2 separate regions of the Homo sapiens genome follow, and region 2 is linked to region 1. Evidence: read pairs that join two places in POLR2A ChIA-PET (ENCODE). Cell type or tissue: PC-9. All regions are shown on one strand. Each heading gives the region's core, and the rest is flanking DNA. Links, peaks and the distances in the headings are about the cores only.

Region 1 (2,929 bases), core at 201-2,700:
TACTGTGAAAATCATAACTATTTGTATTCAGAAACAATCCTGCTAGCTCTCCTTCCTGCTTTGTGAGATGAAGCTGAAAATTAAGGACAAGATTCCAGTTCTAGAAGAACCGAGATATATGGCAGGAAATTAAGTTAACGAGTCATGCTTGAGTGTGTGCAACTGGACAGGCAGGGCAAGATACACAAACCTGGCCACTGAAATCTTTTTACTTTAGAAAGAGCACTGGGTGTGGTGCCTGGCTACCCAGGTCAGAGATCACCCCATGCCTAGTCAGTCCAAGGAACTTAATCAATTCAGATAAAATGCTTTATCTGGGTTAAGATGAAAACACACACACACACACACACACAAATTTCACTGCTGCCTAAAATCACACTAAATTTACAATAAAAGTTTTTTTTAAGACATAAAACCACAAATATGGGGAGATTAGGAGAGGTGGCAAAAGCAATAAAATTTTGGAAGCTACAAAACATATTGATGACAGGTAACTGATCAAACCAACCCAAGAAACATGAGAATCCTGAGCTGTCAGTGGGGGAAGCTGAAGACTAACCTGATTTATACTTCAGAATTTTCCAGAGACTCCCAAATTGATAGTATCAGAGCCCTCTGGACCTGGAAGTGAAGGAAGACCATTAAAACAGGAATTCTGTGAGTCCCTGCATCTTTTCTCCTCTCCATGCCACTGGGAAGTGACTGGCATCTGAAAATTCTCTGGGCAGGGTAAAATAGACGGTCTTCTCTGAGTTGAAGGAAACTAGATTCACTAAAGATATGAATATAAACCCCAAAATCAGAAGAATTAAGTAACTGGTATATCCTGAAGGATGAATGCTGAGGCACTCCTCCCACAAAGCCCTCTTAACCCACTCAGATCTCAGAACGCTGGTGGCCAGTCAGAGTTTGACCTTCCCAGCTGGAGACTCTCTAGCAAGTCTGGCCAGTATGAGGGAAAATTTTAGATATTAGCTGTAGTAGGCTAAATAACAGCCCCGACAAAATGCCATATCCTAATCCATGGGACCTGTGAATATGTTACACAGGAAAGGATGGAAATGGATTTTGCAGTTGTGATTAAGTTAAGGATCTTAAAATGGGGGGGTGGGAGGGTTCCTGGATTTTCCAGGGGAGCCCAGTGTAATCATACAGTCCATATAGAGGGAGGTAACAGTATTAGATTCAGAGAGAAAAGATGTAAAGATGGAAGTAGGAATCAGAGAAGACAGAAGTTACTACACTGCTGGCATTGAACATGAAGGAAGGGGCACTAACCAAGGAGTGCGTGGCCTCTAGTAACTGGAAAAGACAAGGAAACAGATTCTCACCCTAGAGCTGCCAGAAGAACACAAGCCTGCCAACACCTTTTTTTTAGTCCAGTGAAACTGATTCTGGATTTTTGCTCTTTAGAACTGCAGATACTGCAGATAATAAAGTTGTGTTGTTTGGTCACTAAGTCTGTGGTTATTTTTCACAGAAGCAGAAAGAAACGAATATCTTGGCATTTGAAATTCCTCAGTCAATGATTCACCCAATTCGCACACAGTGAAATTCAGAGGAAATAAGCTCAAAGCTCACTCTGAGTTTCCAAGCAGCACTTTTCTTGACTCATTAATACAAGTAAATAGTCAAGTGTCCTAGACATCTGATGAAAGTCTCTTACATGAAAGATAGAGAGCAAATACGTTTTTATTTTTTAAATTTATTTTCCATTTGAGTTTTAGATCGGGGGTATATGTGCAGGTTTGTTATAATGGTATATTGCATGATGCTGAGGGTGAGGCTGCTATTGATTCCATTACCCAGTTAGTGAACATAGTACCCAACAGGAAGTTTTGCAGCCCTTGCCCCACTCCCTTCCTCCCTCCTTCTGGAGTCCTCAGTGTCTGTTTCCATCTTTATGTCCGAGTGAACCAAAGATTTAGCTCTCACTTATAAGTGAGAACATGCAATATTTGTTTTTCTGTTTCTGCATTAATTCGCTTAGGATAATGGCCTCCAGTTGCATTCATCTTGCTGCAAATGACATGAAATCATTTTTTTAATGGCTGCATAGTATTTCATGGTATATATGTGCAACAGTTTCTTTATCCACTCTCCCATTGATGAATTTTTAGGATAATTCCATGTCTTTGTTATTGTAAATAGTGCTGCAATGAATATACATGTGCACATGTCTTTTTTGTAGAACAATTTATTTTCCTTTGGGTATATACTCAGTAACGGGATTGCTGGGTCAAATGGTAGTTCTATTCTTAGTTTTTTGAGAAATCTCCTAACTGCTTTCCACAAGGGCTGAACTAATTTGCATTCCCACCAACAATGTATAAGCATTCCCTTTTCTCTGTAACCTCACCAACATCCATTATTTTTTGACTTTTTAATAATAGCCATTCTGACTAGTGTGAGATGATATCTCATTGTGGTTTTGATTTGCATCTCTCTGATGATTAGTGATGTTGAGCATTTTTTCATATGTTTGTTGGCCACTTGTATGTCTTATTTTGAGAAGTGTCTGATCATGTTCTTTGACCACTTTTAAATGAGGTTTTTGGTTTTTTCTTGTTGATTCATTTAAGTTTCTAATAGATTCTGGATATTAGATCTTTGCCAGATGCGTAGTTTGAAAATATTTTCTCCCATTCTGTAGGTTGTCTGTTTACACTGTTGATAGTTTCTTTTGCTGTGCAGAAGCTCTTCGTTTAATTAAGTCCCATTTGTCTATTTTTTATTTTGTTGCACTTGCTTTAAGGGTCTTCATCATAAATTATTTGCGTAGGCCAATGTCTAAAAGAGCATTTCCTAGGTTTAATTTTATAATTTTTATAGTTTCAGGTCTTACATTTAAGTCTTTAATCCATTTTGAGTTAATTTTTGTATGTAGTGACAGATAAGGGTCCAGTTTTATTCTTCTGCACATGGTTAG
Region 2 (2,929 bases), core at 285-2,784, 93 kb after region 1:
CCCTGGGGAGGATAAACGGCTGAAAAATGCCCCCCGTCTGTGTGGACCATTAGGGGAAAAGCAGCTTCTTGCAAGGCACAGGGTATGGCCGGTGGCATCTGAGCAAGATTTTAGTCCTTCGTCAGTCCTCTCAGTGGACATGACGGCACAATTGTTCAAGGCAGTCCTAGAAGGAGGCCTTGGGGCATCCTGGGCAACATGATTCAGTTTTCTGTACCAAGCCATTTAGTTAAGATTATTACCAGCTGGTGAGAGAAGCTCCTCCACTGTCTGCCTTAACATAGGTCATTTCAATTAACCTGAGATTTTCAGATGAGGAAACTGAAGCTGGGCTGAAGTATCTTACTTGAGGTCATTTGGTAGCATCAGATTTTTCCCTAGCACTCCTTATTCTCCTTCTCTGCTTTATTTTTCTCCATAGCATTCACCACTAATATTGTGTATTTCATTTTTCATTTTTATATTTTCAGTTTCCCCAAGTAGAATGTAAGTTGCATGATGGTAGGTGTTTTGTTCTCTGCGGTATTCCCAGTGAGTAGAACAGAACTTGGCACAGACTGCTGTATTCCCAGTGAGTAGAACAGAACTTGGCTCATTCAATAATATTTCCTAAATGAAGGAATTGTTCAAATATCGCATGCTTTCTTCTATACCAATCTATTTCAACAAGTGGCCTTCAGCAAATACACAACGTTTTGAGGTATTTGAGAGAAAAAAAATTATACTAACACAAAGTGTCAACTGTTATCAGGATTTTCTTCAGCTAAAAAAAAAAGCCATTTCATACTTTTAGACATATACTTCCTGACTAAAAACAGGGTTTTAAGAAAAAGTCTTCCACCTTAAAATTCATATCCACTTCAAAGAGAAAAATTTCAGTCTAATGATAAACTGGGGTACTTTCTATTTACTAAGACTAATCTTTGCCTCTGAAGACAGGTTTAGTTATGGTTTGTTTATTTGATGATTAAAACAAAGTTATTAGCCCCTGTTAGGCTCTGCTAGTTATTTGCATATAGCAATACAGAATGATCTGGTAAAGTTTTTATGCAGATTTGGTCCAAGCTCATAAAACAGATAAATTCTTCCAAATTAAATTCTTATTTTTGTTTACTTAAATTTGGCATGCTAGATATCATGTTTCATATCATAAAGCTGCAATTAATCATTTGTTAGACTTTTAGAAATAGTCATGCACCACATAATAATGTTTGAGTAAATGACAAACTGCATATGTGATGGTGGTCCCATAAGATTATAATAACATATTTTTACTGTACATTTTCTATGTTTGCATATGTATAGATACAGAAATATCATTGTGTTACAATTGTCTATAGCATTCAGCATAGTTATAGACTGTACAGGTTTGTAGCCTAGGAGCAATAGGTATACCATATAGCCTACCTAGATGTATAGTAGGCTATATCATATAAGTCTGTGTAAGTACACTCTGTGATAGTCACACAATGACAAAATAGCCTAACAATGCATTTCTCAGAACGTATCCCTGTCATTAAGAATGACTGTAGTAAAAAGCTACATGTTTTGATTCATTTTACATAATTCTTATCCTGATTTACTAAAAGTGCACTGTTTGCAGGACACTGTGCTGTGACATATTGTCAGAGGAACAAAGGGAGCATTTAGACACGTTCTCTGCCCTCCTGGAATTTACACAATGAATGGAAAAAGGCACAGAGTTATGCACACCCTAATGCCTCCAACAATAACTGTTGACTTTTTATTTTCAGTCAGAGAAGCCTGGCAACCAAGAACTGTTTTTTTGGTGGTTTACGAGAACTTAACTGAATTGGAAAATATTTGCTTTAATGAAACAATTTACTCTTGTGCAACACTAAATTGTGTCAATCAAGCAAATAAGGAAGAAAGTCTTATTTATAAAATTGCCTGCTCCTGATTTTACTTCATTTCTTCTCAGGCTCCAAGAAGGGGAAAAAAATGAAGATTTTGATACTTGGTATTTTTCTGTTTTTATGTAGTACCCCAGCCTGGGCGAAAGAAAAGCATTATTACATTGGAATTATTGAAACGACTTGGGATTATGCCTCTGACCATGGGGAAAAGAAACTTATTTCTGTTGACACGTAAGTCACTATTTTTATTGTTTATAGACCAAAATTTTAAGTTATTTTTAAAGGATAGAGCCAATAAGATGAAATATTTTTAAAATTTCTTATATACAGAAACTGCAAAATGTGGGCTTGAAACCCAAGACACTTGAATCAATCTCCTTTATATTCCTGTATATTTTTTATTTGGTGGACTACCCTGCTTCTTTCCTGTTGTTCCTGGGGATCTGTGTTCACATCTTACTACCTCCCATGGTCGTAACTGCATCTCCGATTAGGAATCTGTCTTTTTATGTGTTTATGCAGAAGTTCTTTCATTTAAACAATTACTGTATACAATGTTATGTTTATTGCACCATTTAATGGTTATTCATGATAGGCATAAAATTTTTTTATATCTTTCAAAACATCACTTATAGAAATAAAATACAATTTTAGCAAATAAGATCCTGCCTGATATTTATTGAGAGACTCCAGACAGTTAAGTAGGTTAATCTTTCACAGCTTCAGGGTCCTAATTTGTAAAATGAGGATAATAAGCATAGCTCATAGGGTTATTTAAAGAGCGGGTGCATGTAAAGCTCTTAGTACAATGCTTGGCACATATGTGCATAAAAAAATGTCAGGTACTTATTAGGATGGTCCTCAAAAAGCTCCATGTAACTTAAATGTCTTCATTTTTCAGTTGGAAAATCCCCTTATTGAAAGCAATATTCACTACACAGTAAAACAAAAAGTTTAGTTCTCCTTGAAGTTTTTTGTACAGAAGTTTATCTATACTGAGGTCTTCACTTTTAATGATGTTAATTAAACATTAACCACCAAATGGGAACTTG

What was found. Peaks named below come from ENCODE experiments on the same cell type or tissue, not always from the same donor. Only the 100,000 strongest peaks of a DNase experiment are listed, where the experiment ranks them.
Region 2: POLR2A ChIA-PET joins it to region 1 with 8 read pairs; 3 of 35 experiments call an interaction of 5 or more read pairs at or near these places.

The regions. Positions count from the first base shown.
Region 1 is chr3:149,313,874-149,316,802 of GRCh38, reverse strand. All of the region lies in intron 1 of TM4SF18-AS1 (TM4SF18 antisense RNA 1), which reads right to left. Among named protein-coding and RNA genes, the nearest start is that of TM4SF18, 18 kb to the left of the region's middle. In PC-9, for the core only: no CTCF peak of the experiment used is centred there; a DNase peak (open chromatin) is centred at 1,502; H3K27ac peaks cover 2,042 bases.
Region 2 is chr3:149,220,826-149,223,754 of GRCh38, reverse strand. CP (ceruloplasmin) reads left to right here and starts at 1,926. Exons shown (of 19, transcript NM_000096.4): 1 at 1,926-2,108. The coding sequence starts at 1,963. In PC-9, for the core only: no CTCF peak of the experiment used is centred there; a DNase peak (open chromatin) is centred at 1,804.